Regions from separate parts of the Mus musculus genome. Here regions 1, 3 and 4 are each linked to region 2. The links are chromatin contacts, found by Hi-C or POLR2A ChIA-PET in ENCODE. All regions are on one chromosome and are shown on one strand. The core of a region is the stretch at or near the end of the contact, and the rest is flanking DNA. Distances in the headings are between cores, read along the strand shown. Region 1 holds the start of Apon (apolipoprotein N). Region 2 holds the start of Pan2 (PAN2 poly(A) specific ribonuclease subunit). Region 3 holds the start of Stat2 (signal transducer and activator of transcription 2). Region 4 holds the start of Cs (citrate synthase).

Region 1 (5,467 bases), core at 1,859-4,358, 49 kb after region 2:
GGTCTGTAAGAAATGGCAATAAATACAGCAGGAGGTGGTGACTGCAGGCCAGGAGTCTTAGGTGAGGCCTAGCTGGATCAGGCCATGCAGTATGACACCAGCTCCCAAACTGCTTCCCTTGGGCGATGGTCTGAAGAGTGCCTAGGGCTCAATTGAGGCAACATCTGTCCTCATAAAGTCCCAGTGACAAACCAACATCCCATTCCACCAATTTAACTCTGGGAGCTAAATGAGTTTATTAGGGTTACTTACAGAACATGGGTGACCCTAAAGCAGTGGCCCCAGCAAGGGTGATGGTTCTCCACTTTGCTTAGATGCGCCCCCTACTCCTCCCATCCCCCCAACCCCTTCTTCTACAGCTCCTAGCTAATACTCTCTAACCTTTCCCTGAAATTCTGAGGCTATGTACAAGTAGGGCCGAATTACCTGTAATTGTCTGGGAGGAGTGGCTAGATACTCAGATGAGGGCCTGTGACCTTTTCTGTCTCTCCTGTCAGGAAAGGTCAGCCATCAATAAGCCCAGCTATGGTGGTCCTTTGCAAGCAGGGTCTGCAGCAATTTGGCTCAGATGGTAGTCTGGTACAATATCTCAACCATCAACCCTCGGCTTTTGTTCCTTTTAAGCTAGGCCCAAGAAGTGAGAGTTGGGGGTGGCCAAGATGACTCAGTAGGTAAAAGTGCCTCCGTCACTCCTGGGGACGGAGGTGTAGTCACTAGAACCCACAGGGAATGAGAACAGTGACTCATGACTGCGGTCCTCTGACTTGCACACACCCCTGACCTCCTCGTGTTCTGTGGCTCAGGAGTGCCGGCCCATACAACCACATGTTCACACACATCGTCACACACTCTATTAATAATAAATACAATAAAAAAATTAAAAAGGAAACGGGAATGACAACTGTTTGACTTGGTGTGTGTCCATCACTACACTGCTCCACTTCCATAGGTGACAGGAATCCCCAGAGTCCTGTGCGGTCCCACTGGCGAGAGCTGAGACAGCTCGAAGAGGTGTGGACCCTATCTAGCCCCCAGTCCCATGAATATGTGAAATGGCTGTTTCTCTACAAGAATGTGCCCATTTGAACGCATTGCTCAAATCTTTGGCTCAAGACATTGGAATGTGCTCTGTGTCCCCCCCGCACAGCCCTCTCTAGGTACAGAAGGAACCACAGAAACCCAGTCGAGAAATCCTGGAAGTCAGGCAAGAACGTTTCAGCCCGAGGCAAGAGGACCACTCCAAGCTCAAGGCTAGCATGAATTTTGTACTGAGTTCTGGGCCAGCTGGAGCTATGAATTTATATTAAACTTCCTTAAAGCTCCCAAATCAGTGAGTTCAACATAGAAGCAGCTTTTTATTTGTCTCATCAGTTTAAGAATTAACAGAAGTAGGCTTAGTGGTGAACGGCTTGTCTAGTATTCCTGAGTCCCTGGGTTCAACCCCAACACTACAAAAACAGAAGTGAGGGCACAGGTCTATAATTCTAGCACTTGGAAAGCTGAAGTAGGAGTCCCATAAATTTGAGGCTGGCCTGGGCTATATAGTAAGGGCAATGGCCACAAAGCAAGACAATCTCAAAATACCAGAACAAATACAGACATGGTGGTGCACACCTTTAATCTCAGCAGGTGGAGGCAAAGGCAGGTGGATCTCTGAGTTCCAAGATAGACAGAGTTACCCAGGCAGACCCTGTCTCAAAAACAAAACAAAACAAAACAACAAACCTTCCTTTCCTTAATATCCCAAAACAATATGAATACAACCAAGGCCCAGAATTCAGCTGGGAAATTAAAAAGCATTAAGCAAGGAATTAAAAAGTATTAAAGAGGGAAATTGCAATACCCATAGCATTTAGAAACTGAAAGACTGAAGTCATATCAAGTGTCTTCACACATTAGGATCAAAGGAAGACAATGTATGAATTTGTAAAATGCAGCCAGCGTCTAGCTACACACCGTGGGCAGCTGCTGTGTGCACACCTACTAAAGGGCTATGAGAAAGTTCATTCCATGCCTAGGAGGCCGTGTCTATCCAAAATAGGTCTGAAAATATTCCCACACAAGGTTCACAAAAATACGCTTTAAAACGACTGCAAGCTGAGCAACGAGGTATACTCGATCTTCAACGGGAATCTTGGCGTCTTTAAGTTCTGGGCTACTCATCAGCCTCCTGGCTACTTCATTCATACTTTCCCAAGACTCCATGGTACAGTGCTGGGTGACATTGACTACAGAGGCCTTGAACTCTCTTACTAGGTCAATAGGAGGGAGCTTGTTCGCCGTCTCCAGCAGCACCTGGGCCATATCGTACAACACCCACCCGGGTTCATAGGTGCACGCCTCAGGCAGGGTAACTGAGCGCCGGACCCTCCTCATATCCCCAGGGGATGGCACCAGATGCCTCAGAATGACTTCATTGTTGCCGATCCCTTCCTCCTGGCTACTCTTTTGACTCTGGAGGACCAGGGTTTCCGCGCTGTCTTTTCCTCCCATTTCACTGATCCGAAGCTGCAGACTGTAGGCCTCGGCAGGGCAGCCAATGTTTTCCAGGACAACTCTCAGGGCTAAGAGGGACAAGAACTCAGACAGAGGAGCAGCGGGGAGCACCGTGTACAAGAGGTCCCGACAGGTAATGGGGGTTGGAGGAGGAATCTTGTTGGGGAGCACATTTGATGTGGGTTCAGTTCTTGTGACGGCTGGCAGGCTGCCATTCTGCGTCTTCCACGGAAAGGCGGTCACCGGGGACAGTAAGATACAGCCAAGAAGCAATGCAGCCTGGATCATGGTGGGTCCACAGGACAGCCCTGTTGTGAAGGAGCAGAGCTCAGGTGAGGAGGGCGCAAATATTCAACAGGAACAGGCACCAAGAATGGTCAGAGTTTGGTAGAGTCCTGGTCATTAGAGACTTCAGTTTCCCTGGACATAAGAGGGGGCCTCTTAGAGGCTGTTACCCTCACCTGTCTGGCAAGCAGCAGAGGAATGAAGTGGTTCTCTGTCTCACTCAGTAGGTCCCTAGTTGGAGCGGCTACCTTCCAGAGGTTAACTTCTTGTAGGTGATGACTGGAAACAAGTATTTACCACCTCTCTTTGGGTAGACTTTATCTGACCAGCTATTGCCCCATCCTGACAGGCAAGGCTCCTCCTTTGTGGCTAGGCGGTCCCTAGACCATAGTCCAGTCTCTGTAGCCTCTAGGCAGTGGAAAGTTTGTTCTCTTTTGAGACTGGGCCTTCTGTAGCCCTAGCTGGCTTGGAATTCAACTAGTTAGCCAAGGATGACCTTGGATTCTGATCCTTCTGCCACTATAACCCCAGTACGGGGATTTATGGGAATCTGCAACCAGGTGCAGTTGCCGTGGTACTGGGAATCAACTCCAAGGATTTATGCATGTTAGGCAAGCACATTACCAACTGGGCTACATTCCCAGTCCATGTGTCATGTTTACTTTAAAGATTTCCCAATCAAAAAATTTGAAAAATAGAACCTACAGCAAATCAAATCAAGTTATTACCAGAGCAGTCTTTTGAGTTTTTACCTTTATTGTTTTTTTTGTTTGTTTGGTAAGGTTTTTGTGGTTGTTGTTTCAAGACAGGCTTTCTCTTTGTAGCCCTGGCTGTCCTAGAACTCAATCTGTAGACCAGGCTGGCCTCAAACTCAGAGATATGCCTGTGTCTGCCTTTTAAGTGCTGGGATTCAAGGCGAATGCCCACAGAGGCCAGATGAGCTGGAGTTACAGCCAGTTGTAAGCCACCTGACATGGTTGCAAGGACTAAAAATTCTACTCCTTTGGAGAGAGTCTTACATGTTCTTAACCACTGAACCATCTCTCCAACCCCTATTTACTTTTTTGTTGAGATAGTCCTGGCTGCCCTGGAGCTAGGTAGACCAGGCTGGCCTTGAACACAAGGCCTCTGCCTCCAAGTGCTGAGATTAAAGGTATGAGCTACCATCACTCTTCTGGCTGCCTTCTAATTTTTTTGGACACTTTATAACCTAAGCTGGCCTAACTTCCTATATAGTCTAAGTATTCTTGCTTTAGTCTCCAGAGTGCTGGGATTATAGGCATGAGCCACCACCATACCTGTTTTGTTTCAAGACACAGTCTCAGACTCGTGGGTAAAAGGGATTTTTTTTGAGATTTTATCAAAGCCTCATGAGGAGCTGAACCAACAGGCATGTACCCTGTGGTCAGCAAGATGAAGCATCTTGTTACTTGTGGATAAGAGGAAGAAGAGGAAGAGGAGGAAGAAGAGGAAGAGGAGGAGGAGAAGGAAGAGGAGGAGGAAGACAACAAAAGTCTCTTTTTTTAAAAATTATATTTATTATCAAGCTGATTTTTTAAATTACATTTATTGGCCCACGCGTAGGGCTATATGACTCTTTCCTCTCCCTCATGGCAATTCTCTTGCCTCTGTCTCCCACACGATGGGATTAGCTCACACTACCAAGCTCAGTTCAGGACATGTCTTTTAATTTTACTCTTAAAAGTTCTTCCGAAGACACAACAGATGGCTGGCTGGCCGCTCTGAGATGAGCAACTGTTAATTGTACACATTTAATATGAAACACAAATCAGGGATGCTTGTCAGCTTGAGAGTGGTGCATCCCAGCTCTCCCTCAACTGTAGAAACGGGTTCAATCATGTGTCCTGGGATGAAAGAAAGAAAATGGGAGCAATCCAGTGCTTTGTGAGGACAGAATGAACAACCGTGCTGGGTTATAAAGCTCCCCGTCAGAAGCCAAGACGCAGTCCTTAGAGGAGGACAAGCCACCTTGAACCTTTCGCCACTCTTCATTTGCTACGAGACGGACCCAGAGACCGGCTGTGCACGCTGATGAACCTGGGGCAAGGACTGACCGCAAAGACTCCACCCAACACTGCTGCCTAAAATTCCTGGGCTGTCAATGTAGAGAAGATTGCTTCCAACGCAGGCAAAAGTAGCTTTTGTGCCTCCAACTCACATCGGTCAAACACATCTGGCTTTCAGTCATCCTCATCCTCAATCTGAAACCGTTTCTTCCTGTGGACTCTTGGCGTTCCCGACACTGCTGCCATGGGAATGACAGGTAAGAGACAGAAATGGAAAGCATCTAAGTATGTAAAAGGATAAGGCAAATGGCCAGTGTCTCCACTGAAGACAAGAGTCCCTACCTTGCCTCCTCCCCTCATCATCTTCCTCTTCGTCGCTGTCCAGCAGTTGCCGCTTCTTGGGCGCTGAGTTCCATTCTTCCTCCCCAGTGGCCTCCTCTGCAGTGATGTAAGACACAGTCGGGAACCGGCCCTGCATCGTCTCAACAGCCCTCACGCCACACGGTGGCACAGAGTAAGTCACCAAGCGGGGGCCATGGCACTTTACCTTCTGTAGGCCCCAGGCCTGCTTTCCTCTTACGGGCTGACAGAAGGGCTCTCAGGGCTTCTGTCCGGTGCTCCTCACTGGGACCCTGCTCTCCGGGGACTCCTGGCTCTGG
Region 2 (5,685 bases), core at 1,343-3,842:
CTGGCCTGGAACTTACCATCCTTCTGCCTCAGCCTCCAAGTCAAGGTTATAGGGTGTGAACAACCATGCCTGTTCTATGGTCTATGCTGCATTCAGTTCTGTTCCCTGTGCCGAGCACAGCAGTAGTCATGCCTGACTTACTGAACTGAATACATCGGTGAAAAAGTTCATTTCTCCTAATGGAAAAACAATTCATACCCCCATGAAATCGTAAATAAGTAAACCAAGGTCTTACAAAAACTATTTGGCCTCATAGCATATATTATTACACACTTGAAAATTAACACTGATAACTGCTAAGACTAACAATCAGAAAGAGAAGACAAAATAACTCCAATAGGTATCCAAAAACATTCATTAAACATTCTGCAATTATAAACGAGGTGTGGTGCATTCCTGAAACACTAGCACTTTGAGGTTGAGATAAGGCTGCCCCTAGTTCAAAGCCACCCTAGGCTGCATAGTAAGTCCCAGATCAGAAGGTGCTACATACTGAGATTGTTTCAAACCCCGACCCCATTCCCAATTCTAAATTGGGTAAAATATTAAAGAGTATGGATGGCTATAAACTAAGGGATGGATATAGTTAATCAAAACATGGGCTGAGCTTGGTTGGTGATACCCCTATAAACTCAGCACTCTGGAGATGATGTTAGGGTTGTAAATCTGAGGCCAGCCTGGGTTACACAGCAAAACCCTATCTTAAAACAAAACCAGGCACTCGGGAGGCAGAGGCAGGCAGATTTCTGAGTTCAAGGCCAGCCTGGTCTACAAAGTGAGTTCCAGGACAGCCAGGGCTACACAGAGAAACCCTATCTCGAAAAACAAAAAACAAACAAAAAACAAAACAAAACAAAACCAGGATTTGACCTGTAGGAGTGAGTTCAGTGCTTGCCTGCTGTGCAAAAAGCCTCGGGGTTTATCTCAGCAACATACACTGAATATGGGTTTGGTGTCTATCTTCCCAGCGCTCAGGAGATAGAGGCAGGAGGATCAGACATTCAAGACGATCCTTGGCTATACATAAAGTTTAAGGCCAGATTGGGATAGAGAGACCCTGTCTTTAAAAACAATAAACAAACAACAACACAACAAAAACAATAAACAACAGTCAGATATGGTTACATACAAGGAAACTCAGCACTTTGGAGGCAAAAGCAGGAGGACTGCTGTGAGTTCTAGATCAGCCTGGACTATAGAGAGAGATGTTGTCGCAAAAACACAGTAGTGATAGGAGAACTGACAGAGTGGAATGCCTTATGAAACTAAATATGTAGTTAATCTCTCCACTCCCTTGTTGGTTTGAAAGACCCAGCTAACTCTCATCAGTTCAACTCAGTTTTGACTACCTGCAAAGAGCTGTCCTTGGGCAAAGACCAGATAAAGATTTCTAATACACCCTTTCAGCCTTCAGAAAGGGGTATAGTTCTTACCCCATGGCTCCCCACCCACAGCATCTCCTCATGTAAATCAAAGTGGGAGACAGACACAGGCACTCCCACTTCAGCCACCACGCTGTGCAACTCAGAGTAGACACCTTCCATTATGTGCACTGACTCCTGGACAGGAAGAGCCTCCAAGGCCACTCCCTCTGGGTCTAGCTCCACATTCTGTAGCAAACTTGGATTCAGGTGGGCATCCAGGACTGGGTCCAGGGTAGAATGCATAGCTGGGGAAAATTCGGCCAGTCCAGGATCCAGACCCTCAAAGTTCATGACGATAGTGGCCGCTGGTCAGACCGGAGTCACACCCTCCCTTGCCACGCTTCCTACAGACAAGTGACCCAGCCTTCAGGAGGACAGCACCAGTGAACCTAGAATGGACATTCTGGCCTGCAAGGGAAAGAGGCAGCGCAGTCAGGGATAGGCCTAGGTACTGGAAGTATCTTCTATGTGGACAGGACAATCAGGTAGGCAGAGGGGATGAGACTGCCAGGCAAAGACGGAAGCATGCATGAAGAGGACAAGGGCAACGCTGTACTGTGAGTGGCATGACAGTGTCCCTTACTCTGCACCTCTAAACTTCCTAAGTTCCCTGCCAGCCCACCAAATGATCTAACTCTTGACTTCCCTTTCTCCTGAACCACAAGGTGAAGGGAGCGGGTTTGATAGGGGCTGGAGTTCGGGGGAGAGCTCTGAAATGCTTGTTTCTTAGAATTGGACATGAGACAAAGGGGCTGGGCGGTGAAGGGGGCAAGACAAGCCAGTTTCCCAGAATCCTTTACAGTGGTTACCCAGCATTCTCCAGGGGGTGGGTAACAAGAACGGCCAGTTACCCACAAACGGGGCGGGGGTAAGGGGGAAGTAATGGAAACGGATAGCTACCCAGAATTCTTTGAGCGAACCAGAGAAACTGGTTACCCAGAATTCTCCCCCAGCGCAGGGGACGGGAGGGGAAGGATTAGGGCAAAGGTCAAGACGTGTTCCTGGGATGCTTACGGGGAATGGGTCATTACCAAGATTTCTCCATGGCGGATATTTTGGAGCGCGTGGAATTCAAACGAGTAGGGGGTAGAGAAAGCGCCGTCAGCTCCGCGGGAAATTCCAGTTTCCCTACTACTCCCCCGCCTCTAGCTCAACCTAACCCAAGCAAGACGGACGGTGGATTGGCAGCCATCGCTTCCAATCAGCGGGGGCCACGGGCTCATCCCAGCCAATCAGAAAAAGCCAGGTACAGGCAGCGCCTGAGAAGGAGAGTGACGTAGCCTCCGCCAAAACAAGGTTACGGAATGCCACCGGGGACAAACTGAATCAGGCGCGGATCTATTTGGTGTTACGAAAAGTAATCCCTTCGCTCTCAGGCTTTGTTAAGCAAAATTAACTTTAGACTTTGAAGCCAAGCTTTTACGCTCCCTGAATAAGAACTAGACTAAAGGGGCGCCAGAGGCTAAGCACTGGGACTCGCCCGGTGGGTATTCCCAGCGTGGCCTTCATCATTCCCGGCGTATAGACCTTCATCTTGCTGTGCCTGTGAGCCATTCCAATACCTCTGACCCTGTACCCCCGAAACTCACTGGCATTTCCTATGACTTCTAGATGTGGGGAAGAAAAAGGAAGCGGGAGCCTGACTTCTAGTGTGGCCCAAGTGGCCACCTTTTCTCTATTTCTAGAGGCATCCATCTGAAATTCCCATCAATGTTTGTGTCGTCCCCAGAGGTCCCCTAATTTTCCCAAGAAACAAGTCTCCTAGACTGTCAAAATTCCCCTAGACCGTGGAGCTGGACATTGACCCCAAGAGAGAGATAAACAGTAAACTGAGTCAACTGAGCTGTAGCTATTCTGAGGGGTTCTTGATTAATCTCCAACTAAGAGATCCTACTGCCTCTCCCTCTCCTGTGAGAGTGTGTCACCGTGTCTAAAATATTTGGGGGTACTGGCTGTGTACTAAACTGCTTTGGAATTGGTCCAGGCTGTGAGATGTCTTAGGTTGCCCAAACTCAGCTCTGTCATCTCTGTTTTTAAAGGCCCTGTGCCACTAGTGGTCCATACCTACAATACCTGCATTATTAAAGCAGAGGCAGGAATCCCTTACAAATTCGAGGCCAGCCTAGGCTACATAGATAGTAAGGACCAGGCTTGCTATGGCTACATGGTGAATATCCCTTTCAACAGGTGCCTGTGGAAGAAAGTTCTCACCAATAATAAACACCAATAATAAAACTTTTAAAGCATTTATTGGGCCAGGCATAGTGGAGGTATATTTGTAATGGCAGTAATCCTGAGGCAGGAGGATTAGTGTTCAAGGTTAGCTTCTTCTATATAGCAAGTCCCAGGCTAGTCAGGTTACATGAGACCCTGTTTCAAACAAACAAAAACCAGGCTAAGTGGGATGGCAATCCCACCACTCAGGAGGCAGAATGGATTTCTGTGAATTTGAGGACAGCTTGGTCTACGTAGTGAATTCTAGGCCGACCAAGGTTAGACAGTGAGACCCTGTCTCAAAACACCCCCCTCATCCAAATAAAAATGTATTTCTTTTCAAAAAGGTGAAAGAGGATTTCAAGATGGTACAGCAGGTAAGGATACTGCTACCAACTGTCAGGGTCTGAGTTCCATCCCTGAGACTCAATGTGGTTGTCTTCACATTCATACTGTGGCACACATACATAATAAATAAATTTAAGTGTCTATCTGTCTCTGTCTGTCCCTCTGTCTCTCTCTCTCTCTCTCTCTCTCTCTGTGTGTGTGTGTGTGTGTGATTTTTCTCTCTCTCAATAAAGGCAAGCAAGTAGAACTTCAAGAAAGAACCCTGAGGCAGATGCATCGGGACTTCATCTATGGATGTTCTGCAGCCTAGCCTACCTGAAACTCTATCTAAAAAAAAAAAAAAAAAACAAAATAAAATAGTAATGGGGTGGGCAAGGGGGACATAGGCACTTGGGTATTCCACACACCAAGAAATCCTACATCAAAATAGAGAACACCTAACTCAAAGGATCTCTGGCTTCGCTGGTCCTTAGATTTAAATTTTCATACAAGGACTTAGGTGCTAAGAGACCCAGACAGTCCCTACACAGAAATCTCCATATTAAAGACTCATAATTGAAAGAGACCTCACAGACCACGGGAGTTAAGGAGCTTGAGATACTTGGAGTAAATCGGTTACTTTTTGGTTTGTTGAGCTGAATTCTCAGTAAGGAGTCCAAACTAGACTTGAACTTGTAATCCTCCCTTCATATTAACCCCAGAACTGGGTATACAGAAGGGTGCCATCAGACCTCACTCAATAAACTACTTTATGAATCAAAATCTACTTCCACTTGAGTTTCCTCACAGTATCCAATATAATGACACAGTAATTTTACATGGAGCGAAGCACACCTGTAACCCCAGCGCTTGGGAAGTGGAGGCAGGAAGATTAGGAGCTCAAGGTCATTCCGAAACCAGTCTGGGCAACAAGAAACTGTCTCAAAAACAAGGAACTAAACTGCAGAATATGGGTTGAGCCTGATACAGGTCTATAATCCTTGTTACTAAAGCTAAGTTAGAAGACTCAAAATACAGGGCTGGAGAAATGGCTCAGCGGCTAAGAGCACTGACTACTCTTCCAGAGTTCCTGAGTTCAATTCCCAGCAACCACATGGTGGCTCACAACCATCTGTAACAGGAGCTGATAACCTCTTCTGGTGTGTCTGAAGACAACTACAGTGTATCATATACATAAACAAGTATATCTTAAAAAAAAAAAAAAAAAAAAAAAAAGCTGGGCATGGTGGTGCACGCCTTTAATCCCAGCACTGGGGAGTTCGAGGCCAGCCTGATCTACAAAGTGAGTTCCAGGACAGCCAGGGCTATACAGAGAAACCCTGTCTTGAAAAACAAACAAACAAAGACTGACAATGTAAAGATAAACTAGGTGCGGTAGTGCTTATGTTTTTATTCCTGGGGATTCAATGGCTGGTAGAACACTTGCCTAGCATGTGTGGAATACAAAGCCAGGTTGGAAGACTAGCAACCCGTGGTCAATTTCTGGAACCTACACAAAGGTACAAAGAGAGGGCTGTCTGGACAGAGCTGTCCTCTGATGTCCACAGGCATCCCGAGGCACACATGCACCTGCACACACATAATAATTTTAAACAATTTTTAAAAGTAGAATTTTGTGTTCGGCGCTACAGCTAGCCATTTCCCAGCTATGAGGTCTTTGTTAAACGACTTATCTTTGCACCTCAGTCTCCCCAGTAAA
Region 3 (5,223 bases), core at 447-2,946, 33 kb after region 2:
AATAAATAAAAAGGAAAAAATAAAAATCTTACTCTTATTGTACCTAGAGCTGAAAAGCTTAGAAGAAACACAAGTGTTCTTTAAAGGTCACATGATTCTACTACAGAGCAAACATTGCCACCTAGAGTCCAGGCGTTGACTTTCTTTCCTTAAAGGCAGGAATGGAGAAGGGAAGAGATTGGGCAGGAGATCCAATTATTCTCCTTCTAAAAATTTTATTTTATGTATATGTTGGATGTTTTGTCTGCATGTTCACCCACAGATCAGAAGCGGCATTGGATCCTATAGGACTCTAGGATTATAGATGGTTGTGAACCACCATGGCTGGGAATTGAACTCAGGACATCTGGGAGGGCAGACAGTGCTCTTAACTGAAGAACCATCTCCATAGCCCTGATCCAATCTCTCTTCAAACAAAATGTTTGTTTTCATTTTAGCTTTCTTGCAATCCTTGATCCTCGTGCCTTACTCTCTGTGAAAGCTTTGGTTGAGCTACAGCTCCAAACGGGTACTTGACTCTTTAAATTATATGCCTGTATTGCTTCTAAGAAACAAAAACTTGACGGGTGGTGTTGGTGCACACCTTTAATCCCAGCTCTTGGGAGGAAGAGGCAGGTGGATCTTTGAGTTTCCAGGACAGGAGGGCTACACAGAGAAACCCTGTCTCAACCCTCACACCCAAAGTCTGCCTAAGTGAACTAACTGCACGTAGGCTATAGGGGCTGCAACAAAGTACTTTCTCTAGTTGGCTTCACTCTCCGATATCAGTTTTGCACTGAATAAGGTTTTCTGAAATAAACTAGACTTTGTGTGTAACCTTAAGCAAACAGTTTCACCTCTAGGACTATAGTTTATATGTATTATATGTATATAATATATATATATACATATGTGTATATATATATATTATACAAACACACACACATAATGATCAAGGATGTCTTTCTTATTTATTTATTTATTTGTGCAAGGATCAAAAATTATGTAAAGGGCCTCGAGAGATGGCTCCATGGTTAAGAGCACTGGCTGCTCTTCCAGAGGACCTGGGTTCGGTTCCCAGCCCCCACATGGCTGCTCACAACCATCTTAACTCCAGTCCTAGTAAATTCGGCCCTCTTCTGGCCAATTCAGGCACGCACCTAGTACATAAACACAACATGCATACAAATTTTAAAAATATAATAAGGAAGCAAACAAATAAGTAAATAGATTCGCAGAGCAGAGGTTAAAGCTTTGGCTTATGACAAGGATCATAATGGGTACATAGAGCAGCTGCAAGGGTTGCGGAGGAGTTTTGGAAGGAAGTCGACAGGGTTGAGAAGTAGAACTGTGCAGCGGTGCAGCATCCTGCAGGGTGTTCGACTTCAGCCAGAGAGCAGAAGCCTTGTCTACAGGGGCATCACCCGGGGCAGCAGCCCTTCCCGGGAACCGGCTGGCACCTCCGCCCCGCTCCGCACACCCTTTCGGGGCCTGTACCTTCTGAGGGTCCAGTGCCGCTCCTTCCAGTGCTCTCGCTGCAACTTCCAATTCTCCAAGCGGTTCAAGGACCCGTTTTCCACCCTCCCCCGACTCCGGCGGACCAAGATAGCGAACAGCGGAATGGGTCACCCGGCTGGCGGAATGGATCACCCGGCTGTGGACGCTCGGCGTTCCGGGATCGGTGGGGCGACCGAAAGCTTAGCCACGCCCTCCCCGCGTGTCACTCTCATTGGCTGAAACACAACCCCGTTCAGCGCTGGGCTGGACAAGCTGCTTGAAACCACACCGCCGACTTCAGTGATTGGCGGAGAGGGAGAAGCTCGTTAGTGCCCGCTCCCGCCCCCCTAGTCGGGCGGAGCCCAACTAAAGTCTTAGCCAGGAATTCTAGCAGCTGATTTACCCGAACCGAACCGTGAGTTCTAGGGAAAGGAAACTGAAACCAGGGTGCGTGAAGGCACCTAGGACTCCATAGAAAGGGTGGGACCTGCGTCCCTTAGGATAGGGAGGGAAGAGCTGAGGTAATAAGGTATTTTTGAGGATATGAATGATAAATACTGTGGGTTCATGATAACGCTTTTTAATTTCTATAATCACTTGTTCAGGTGGAAGTTAGCCAGCCCCATTAGAGTGTAAAAATCTAAGTTTCAAGAAGGAAATTACTGGCAAGCGATGACAGTATCCCAAACCATCCACCCACCCATCCATCCATCTACACTTCTCTTGTCAGAATTTTCCACTTATTGGTTGTTTTGTTACTATCTCTTGTACGCCAAGACACCATAGTTCTTTAATAAAGGCCACTCCCAGTTAGAAGTTGTACTTTCAACTTCTGACACAAAATTAGACATGGCTATTTCTTCCACAACACCGATATCTGTGGTGGCATCCTTTCCGGTCTCTGGCTGATGGGTGGTCACCTCTGGCTGAGGGGTGGTCACCTCTTTCTCATCATAATAATACTGGATCAGCCGCTGAACCCCAGCCTTCATCGCTGGCTTAAGAGCAGCCGTGATCACCGCACCAGCTGGGCCCCCTGACGCGCCTACCATGGCCATCAAGAGATCATAACCCAGATCTATGGCCCCATCTCGACCTCGTTCCTTGGCCTTGTCAGAGCAGTTCTTAATGGCGTAATACAAAGCTGTGCCTAGGTTGTAGTAGGTGCCTACTGCTGGTAGTAGGTCAACCACATTGTGGACACTCTGTTCCTGATCATTGTCGCAGTCTGTGTTGGAAATCGAACGTTTGGCCCTCTTTGGACCTGGCTGCTCCCAGGCTAAGAGCTGCAGAGCAGAGGACAGGGCATCCACAGACACTTCCCGGTCTGTGTGTCCACTCTTCTGGAGCTCCTGGAGATGGTGGATGAGGGCTTGTGTAGCCTCCACACCTCCTAATCGGTAAAGCTGAAGCTGAAGAGCCCAGACCTCAGCCTGGCAGCCAGCTGCCTCCAGAGCATTCCTTAGAGCCAGGCCTACCAGGAATTTGGAGACAGGGGGCATGTAAGTGAAGCCAGGCAGGGACTTGGGGAGCAGCATCTGGCAGGACAAGGGCTTGTCTGAGGTCTGCATCTGGTATCCCAACTTCGAGGGAGGGAGCACCGTAGAGACACTGGTTGCCTCTCCGTGTGAAGTGGCATCCACAGGACACAGCAGGAGATAGCAAAGCAGCTGGATTGACATCAGGATGAGTCGGAGGCTATGCATGTCAGGAGCTGAGCACCCTGGAAAAAGGGAGAACCCCAAAACATGCAGACCATGTCTTTGAAGGTTATAGTCTGCAGGGAGCCCAAGATTCAGGGAACCCCCAATCTACCACCTACCTCCAAGCTTATGTTCTGTTTAGCAAAGGGGTAAGGATATGGGAAGTGCAGCACAATTTCTGTCATTTCTAGGTCAGAGTGACCTCCCCATTTAATGCCCACCCACTTATGGGGGACCCAGATTACCATACAGTCCGGCCATTGAGAAGTAAGAGTCCCTGGGTAGCTTCGGTAGTTCCACAATCCTGCTCCTGTTTCTCTGCCCTATGAATAGGAGAGATATTTGGGGCTGCTGAGGTGAAAGGGGCTGGGCCAATTGCTAGAGCAAACCCATCAGCCCCTGTGGTGCAGATGAGGCTCCCAATGTTGACATTGGCCAGGGCCTTTGCAAATAAGCCAGGGACAGAAAGGTTCAACAGTGAGGACATTGATCTTATCTTCCATGAAGGTCACCTGGCTTTAATTTGGGACAAGGACAGAGTCTACTGAGGACTGCCACGTTTAGACGGCTGGGCTGTATCGATACTCACCAGACGGTCTTCAGAGACTTCAAATCCACTGGCACATCTTCATCCATGTTATTTTGTTGTGTCTTTTGTGAAGACTTTTTTTTTTTTTTTTCCGAGACAGGGTTTCTCTGTGTGGTCCTGGCTGTCCTGGAACTTACTCTGTAGACCAGGCTGTCCTTGAACTCAGAAATCTGCCTACCTTTTTGTGGAGATTTGTTTGTTGTTATTTTATGTGCCTGAGTGTTTTTCCAGTGTTTCTGTAAGTGCACTGCAGGCGCCCAATGCCCAAGGAGGGCGTTGGATTCCCTGGAACCAGAGTTACAGAGGGTTGTAAGCTGCTCTGTGAGTGCTAGGAATTGAACCTGGGTCATGTGCAAAAACAGCCAGTGCTCTTAACCACTAACCCAGCTCTCCAGCCCTTTCACCCATATTTTTAAAAGTTGTGGATCCGGCTGGTGGTGGTCCCGCACCTTGAGTCCCAGCATCCAGGAAACAGAGGTAGATCTCTGAGTTTGAGGCCTATTCAAACTGGTCTACAAAGCAAATTCCAGGACAGCTAGGGCTACACAGAAGAAACCCTGTTTTGAAAAACAAACAAAAAAGTTTGTGAGGCCACTCAGCAAGAGGGGAGTCATGCTTGGTAGGGAAACCTAGCCAACTACATAGATCTAGTGAGGTATAGATCTGGAAGGAAAACCTACACACAGCATATGACTACACAGCATAATCCCTAACGATGCCTAAATACTTGTCCTTTTGTTTGTTTGTTTGGGGTTTTTGTTTGTTTGTTTGTTTTTTTCGAGACAGGGTTTCTCTGTATAGCCCTCGCTGTCCTGGAACTCACTCTGTAGACCAGGCTGAACTCAGAAATCTGCCTGCCTCTGCCTCCTCAAGTGCTGGGATTAAAGGCATGGGCCACCACAAACCGGCGTCCTTTTTTTTTTTTTTTTTTTTTTTAATTTTAAGATTTTTCTTTTTTTAATATGAGTACACTGCAGTTGTCTTCAGACACACCAGAAGAGGTCACTGGATTCCATTACAGATGATCGTGAGCTACCATGTGGTTGTTGGGAATTGAACTCAGGACCTCTGAAAGAGCAGTCGGTGCTCTTAACCACTGAGCCATCTCTCCAGCCCTAAATATTTGTCCTTAAAGCCACAGGTATCCATAGTCCTCTTCTCTCATGGAGGAGACTTCTCTTTGCAGATGGAGACCACTAGAGAAAATCGTAGTCGATCAAAATGCAGAGTCGTGGAGTCCAGTCTCCATGGATGATACATCTGTAAAACACACCTAAGGCTCAGGGAACGTTGCAAAACTCGGTGGAAAGATCATAAGGACCACATGGTCAGCGAGTTTGCTGTGAGATTGTGTCTCCTAGAAATGTCCTCTGACTTCCACATCTGTGCCCTGACCCAGGCATGCATGCGTGTGCACACATAGATGTCAGGGGGGGGGGGGAGGGAGGGGAGAGA
Region 4 (4,967 bases), core at 104-2,603, 34 kb before region 2:
ACCTTGTTGCCAGACACAGAAAAGCCCCAAGATAAACCCTACAAGTTTTGTGGTACATCTGACAACTATGCATCTCACACAGAAAGTTAATACCATTCTAAGTCTTTTCTTTCCTCCAGGTGTACTTTGCTTCAAACTATCTACTGATGAGAAAAACCTATTAGTTCCTTTAAAACTAAAACAGAAGCCAAGGTCATTTGTGGGACTGTCCCCACTTGGGTTAGAGCTGAAATTCCCTCAGCATAGCTGGGTCTCTGTTTAAAGGCCCAAGTTATGCTGAGCAAAAAAGTAGTGATAACGTGAAATTAAGAGTTATCCCTACTTGGACTTGAACTTCAGAATTCAAAAGGCAAACCATCAAATTAAAGGGCCGCCAGGGAATAAGGGGAAGTACTCCTGGTAGGTAGTAGAATTGAGTCATGTGACCTTGGTGTTACTACCTCACGCCTGTCTTCATTTATTGGCCTGTAGCTTGGAGGAACAACCTTTCTGGTTCTACCTAGAGCCTGATGTGATACATAATCAGCAGGTTTAACAGAAATGCCCCACCCTATTCAAGCTCCTCCTATATACATTAAGTGCAGGAGTCCCAAGGACAAAGAGGAGCTGGGGGGCTCTAGTCCCCTAACAAAACTAAAACGGCGGGGTCACTTACAGGCTTCAATTACAGTGAGGAAAGAAACAGGTCCTGACAGGACTCACCCTACAAAGCAGAGCCCAAATTAGCCCCAGTGACCAAGTGAGCATATTTATACATCCCCCACTCCTCCTCCAACAGTTCTCTCCCTAATTCGGGGGACCACGCCACATCTTTGCTCTCTGGCCTTGCAGCCAGGGCCCTGCATCCCTCGCTTGCACCTTGGATACTTGATATGACAGAAGGCGGGCCTCCCGGCCGCCGGGGGCTGCAGGCCGGGGCCGGCAGCGTTCACCTTAGCCGGAAGGGCACGCAGCACATGGCCTAGGAGCTCTGGGAAGGGTTGGCGGCTCGCCAGGGTCGGGCCCCTTTAAGGCGCGGAGGGCTGCGCTCCGGTGTGGGAGGGAGAGCCGGTGCCGGAGGCCCTGCGGTCGCCTCAGCCCCACCCCGCGCGCCACGGCGCGCTCCCTCCTTTAAGCTCACCTTGGCTCCCAAGAGCCGGGTTGCTGCAGTGAGTAGAGCCATGGCGGGCGAAACTCCGGGACCTGGCGGGAAGGGACCGAAGGGAGAGAGCTACAGCTGCAACAGGAGCGGTCGCCGCTGTGATGGAGACCGCGCCAACCGGCGGACAAGGTTGAAAGGAGGCGGCTGAGGGGAAGGGTAGACAAACCGGCACAGGCGCCCAGCCCAGGGTCCTCGGCGAGGCCCCGCCCTCTGCCCGAAACTTGAGCCCGCCCCCCTCCGGCGACCCACCCCGGCCTCGACCATTGGCCCAAAATGGAAGAGGGGCGGGATCTGAGCCTTTGACAGATGTTATCGCGGGGAGGATTGGACCGTACGGATTAGGCTAATTAGGAGTGGGTGGGAAAGGGATTGTAGGTGTCTAAGGATGTGCCTGAGAACTCAGTTAACTTCCTTCTTTGGCTTTTCCCTTTGCCCTTAACACATTTCGGGTTCTCCGGAGAATGCTGAAGATAAAGCTCCAGCACGCGACGTTTGAAGGTCACTGAACACTGCAACTGACCATTGCACTTCCTCTACCTGCTTGGCATGCTTTCTTAAAGAATGTCTTTGGTTAATGACTTCATGGCCGTGGAGGTGACATCACGCAGAAAGCCCGCTATGATGCCAGAGTTAGTTGCTTGATGGTCATTTGTGAACAGAAGAAATCTTGAAATTACAGATACTGACCCCGTTATGTGGAGAAGAGCAAAACCAGAAGCCTGAATGTTTAGTGATGTTTGTGAACTATATGGAGTCTAAGTCTTACAAAAGCCCCCTTAATATGAAGGAACCTTTCAGTCTTTGGGTCCTGGGCCTTATGATTCTGACATTCTTCATAAAACCCCATATCATAAAACCCCATAGAGCCAGCCCACCTCAGACACAGGATCAGGAGCTGCAACTCTCCACTCAAGATCAGGTGTTAGACACTCTCTTTTCGTCCCATCATTCACAGTATTTCCAAAGGACTCGAGGACGTTTATCCTACTTGGCTCTCTCTCTTATTTCTCCCTCAGAAAACATTGCAGTGAATGACACAAGGATTTAATGATCTTACACATCACTCTTAAATGCCCCGGGGTAGAACACCTCAGAACTTCTGTACTTTCCTGTGCCTACTGTGAAATTGGCCTAAGGGTGGAGAGAAGCTGACCCAATGATCAGAGCACCTTATCTGTAACCACCAAGCCTCAAATGTACAATCCTTTTATCTCACCACATGACAGTAACAAAGTGCAGAGGTCTCAGTATCCATGTAAGCCAAGTTCAGATAGTCCTTGTTTATAGAGGATGTAGTTTGTGGCTTAGACTTGGAAAAGAGAAAGAAAACCCCTATTTCCTCAAGTTTTCTCATATACATATTCATATCTGCCCAGTAGTGTTGTTCTAGCTTGGAAGTCAGGTAGTTCTTATGAGAGAACTTTATCAAGAGAAGCTGCGCCTCTTGAGAAGCAATAACCTTAGACCACCTCCCCGGGGACTTCAAAGCTTCACTGATCAATATTGGCTCCCAATTTAGCATCTCACATGGGGTTTCCTCATAACCCCAGAATAGTCTGACCTGGTTCCTTCCCCCATAGTTAATTATCCACAGAGACTAGCTAGCAGATCAGAGGCCTGAACTCCAGTGCCGTAAGTAACCAGAGGCTGTCCCCATCAGGTGAGGCTGCTGAAGGGACAATTATTGGGTGGCCATAATGGTAACTGGAGTTTTAATAACTACAGAGAGAATGCCATCCTTTTTAAGCCCCTTGATAGGATTCTGTACTTTAACGTCCAATTTTTATTTATTTGAAGTTATTTAATCCTGATGTCCATTGTTATAAAATCAATGTGAAAGCCCAGAGATGAAGGGGGTTAAGTGGTTTCGCCCAAAAGCTGAGTCTGTATCAGTCTGTCCCTCATTGCTGGGAGTGAATGCGGTTTGTAACATGCTATTACTAATACTCAAACATCAAACCACACCCCTAGCCCTACAGTTTCTTTCTGAACATAGGTGGGAAAGTTAAGACTGGCATGAATATAACAGCTAAGAAAACTCTAGGTCCAAATATACCTGCATGAGAACAGGAAGGGGCCACAGAAAAGACTTGACATAATTGTGACCTTGGGAAGATTCAAAATGCTCAGGGACAACGGTGCCCCCTGGTGGTCAAGATCAAGTGGGAGAATTCGGGCTCTAGAATCGTCTTAACATTATCTCCTATAGGTAAACAAACTTCAGTAGACAGTAGACAGTAGTTTGCTCTCTCTCTCTCTCTCTCTCTCTCTCTCTCTCTCTCTCTCTCTCTCTCTCTCTCTCTCTGTATGTGTGTGTGTGTACAGGAACGTGTATATGGTTACATGAGTCTCACATATGCTAAGCCATGAGCTACATCAAAGCCCTGTTTTTAAAAATGGTGAGGAACCAGGAATGGCACATGTATCTATAACCCCAACATTTGGGAGGTGGAAGCAGGAAACTCTGGAGTTCAAGGTCATCTTTGGCTACACAGTAAGTTCAAGGATGGCCTGGAGTATATAAAGAGATCCTATCTAAAAGAAAAATTAAATTTATTTTGAGGCAAAAAAAAAATCTCGCTAAATTGCTTAAGTTGGTGGAGAACTTGTGATCCTCCTGGATCCCAGGCACACACACACTGCCACGCTTAGCTGAACAAAGCTACAATGCAGTGCTTACTGTTTCAAGTCACTATCTAACTATAGTGCATGAGTCACCTTAATTAATCCTTGCAACTCTATAATATGTAGGTAATAGTACCTTTAAAGAGAAGGCAACTCAGATAAAATGTCCGGCCAAGGGCCATTGCTCATAGCTGGCCTAGCTAGAATTCACAACCTCATTCCAGAGCTCACGTCAAGCTCTGCCAAGCTTTACCATCTACTCCCTAGCTACCAGGAATCCAAGGCACCCTGCATACTGGGCAAATGTCGTTCCACTGAACCACACCCGGGAATCACTGTCTGCAGTCTCCTGGAGACATCAGCACAATGTGTTGCTATAAAGGTACTTTAAAAGATAAGAACTATGCAGTTTCGCCCATCTGTAAAACCTTTGCACATCCATAACTGACGTAAGGAACTGGAGACACCCACCCTAGAACATATACAGATAAGGAAGAGAGAGACAGAGACAGAGACAGAGAGAGAGAGAGGGAGAGAGAGAGAGAGAACGGTGTAGCAGCTGAAATGACTTTGGTGAACAAGATAGCAGAGCTCATGAATACTAGGAGAGCATTAAACACGTGAACTACAACCTCAACCCTAAAATATTTTGAAGAAACAGGGTCTTAAACTATTGCCCAGGCTGACTTCAAATTCCTAAACTCAAGCAATCCTTCTGCCTCATCCTTTCGAAAAACTCAGGCAACAGGCATGTACTACTGCACCCAGCTCTAAATCAGGCTGCTTCTTTTAGACAATTCAGCCCTGACTATCCTCTTTCCTAACCCTCAAAATGGGAGTCTGATGAGAAACAGTCTGGAAAAGGGGACCAGAGGACGCAATGCTTCTACACTGGTGATTGTTAGAACCCTGCACTCGCACATCCAAGCTCCCAGGGGGGTTTGCAAACACATCTTAGAAATACTACTTTATACAACTACTAGAGAATACATGCAGACTGTACTTCCTAAAGTGAGGTGTAGCAGACAGATCACTGGCTAAGATGATCATAGATGGATTCTCGGTTCCTTGTTGACTAGCAAGACCACTTAACCTCTCTGAACTTGCTTCTTTATCTATAAAATAGAATAATGAGACCAGGTATGGAAAATGCTTTGAATCTCAGTATTCTTGAGGCAGGGGCATGTCAATCTCTGAATTC

The links. Hi-C counts contacts between places; a loop is a spot of excess contacts on that map. ChIA-PET counts read pairs that join two places held with the same protein, here RNA polymerase II (POLR2A).
Region 1: POLR2A ChIA-PET joins it to region 2 with 14 read pairs in Patski. The contact joins the promoter of Apon here to the promoter of Pan2 in region 2. POLR2A ChIA-PET finds 5 or more read pairs at or near these places in 3 of 5 experiments (Patski and embryonic stem cell).
Region 3: a map of left cerebral cortex shows a loop between it and region 2 (2.7-fold over the local background). The contact joins the promoter of Stat2 here to the promoter of Pan2 in region 2. A Hi-C loop is called at or near these places in 2 of 37 maps with a recorded cell type or tissue (heart and left cerebral cortex). POLR2A ChIA-PET finds 5 or more read pairs at or near these places in 4 of 5 experiments (Patski and embryonic stem cell).
Region 4: a loop to region 2 is called in a map of left cerebral cortex, with 6 times the contacts of the local background. The contact joins the promoter of Cs here to the promoter of Pan2 in region 2. A Hi-C loop is called at or near these places in 2 of 37 maps with a recorded cell type or tissue (heart and left cerebral cortex). POLR2A ChIA-PET finds 5 or more read pairs at or near these places in 4 of 5 experiments (Patski and embryonic stem cell).

Annotation. Positions count from the first base shown.
Region 1 is chr10:128,251,772-128,257,238 of GRCm38, reverse strand. It overlaps Apon (apolipoprotein N), which reads right to left and starts at 3,108. Exons shown (of 2, transcript NM_133996.3): 1 at 2,958-3,108; 2 at 1,338-2,804. The coding sequence starts at 2,784. The coding sequence ends at 2,029. Timeless (timeless circadian clock 1) reads right to left here. Exons shown (of 29, transcript NM_001164081.1): 27 at 5,356-5,467; 28 at 5,151-5,246; 29 at 4,298-5,047. The coding sequence ends at 4,983.
Region 2 is chr10:128,300,242-128,305,926 of GRCm38, reverse strand. It overlaps Pan2 (PAN2 poly(A) specific ribonuclease subunit), which reads right to left and starts at 2,592. Exons shown (of 26, transcript NM_133992.3): 1 at 2,456-2,592; 2 at 1,434-1,832. The coding sequence starts at 1,715.
Region 3 is chr10:128,266,971-128,272,193 of GRCm38, reverse strand. Stat2 (signal transducer and activator of transcription 2) reads right to left here and starts at 1,696. Exons shown (of 24, transcript NM_019963.2): 1 at 1,477-1,696. It overlaps Apof (apolipoprotein F), which reads right to left and starts at 3,495. Exons shown (of 2, transcript NM_133997.3): 1 at 3,425-3,495; 2 at 944-3,199. The coding sequence starts at 3,182. The coding sequence ends at 2,235.
Region 4 is chr10:128,334,113-128,339,079 of GRCm38, reverse strand. Cs (citrate synthase) reads right to left here and starts at 1,353. Exons shown (of 11, transcript NM_026444.4): 1 at 1,121-1,353. The coding sequence starts at 1,162. Gm51822 (a long non-coding RNA gene) reads left to right here. Exons shown (of 2, transcript XR_003949053.1): 2 at 1-1,941.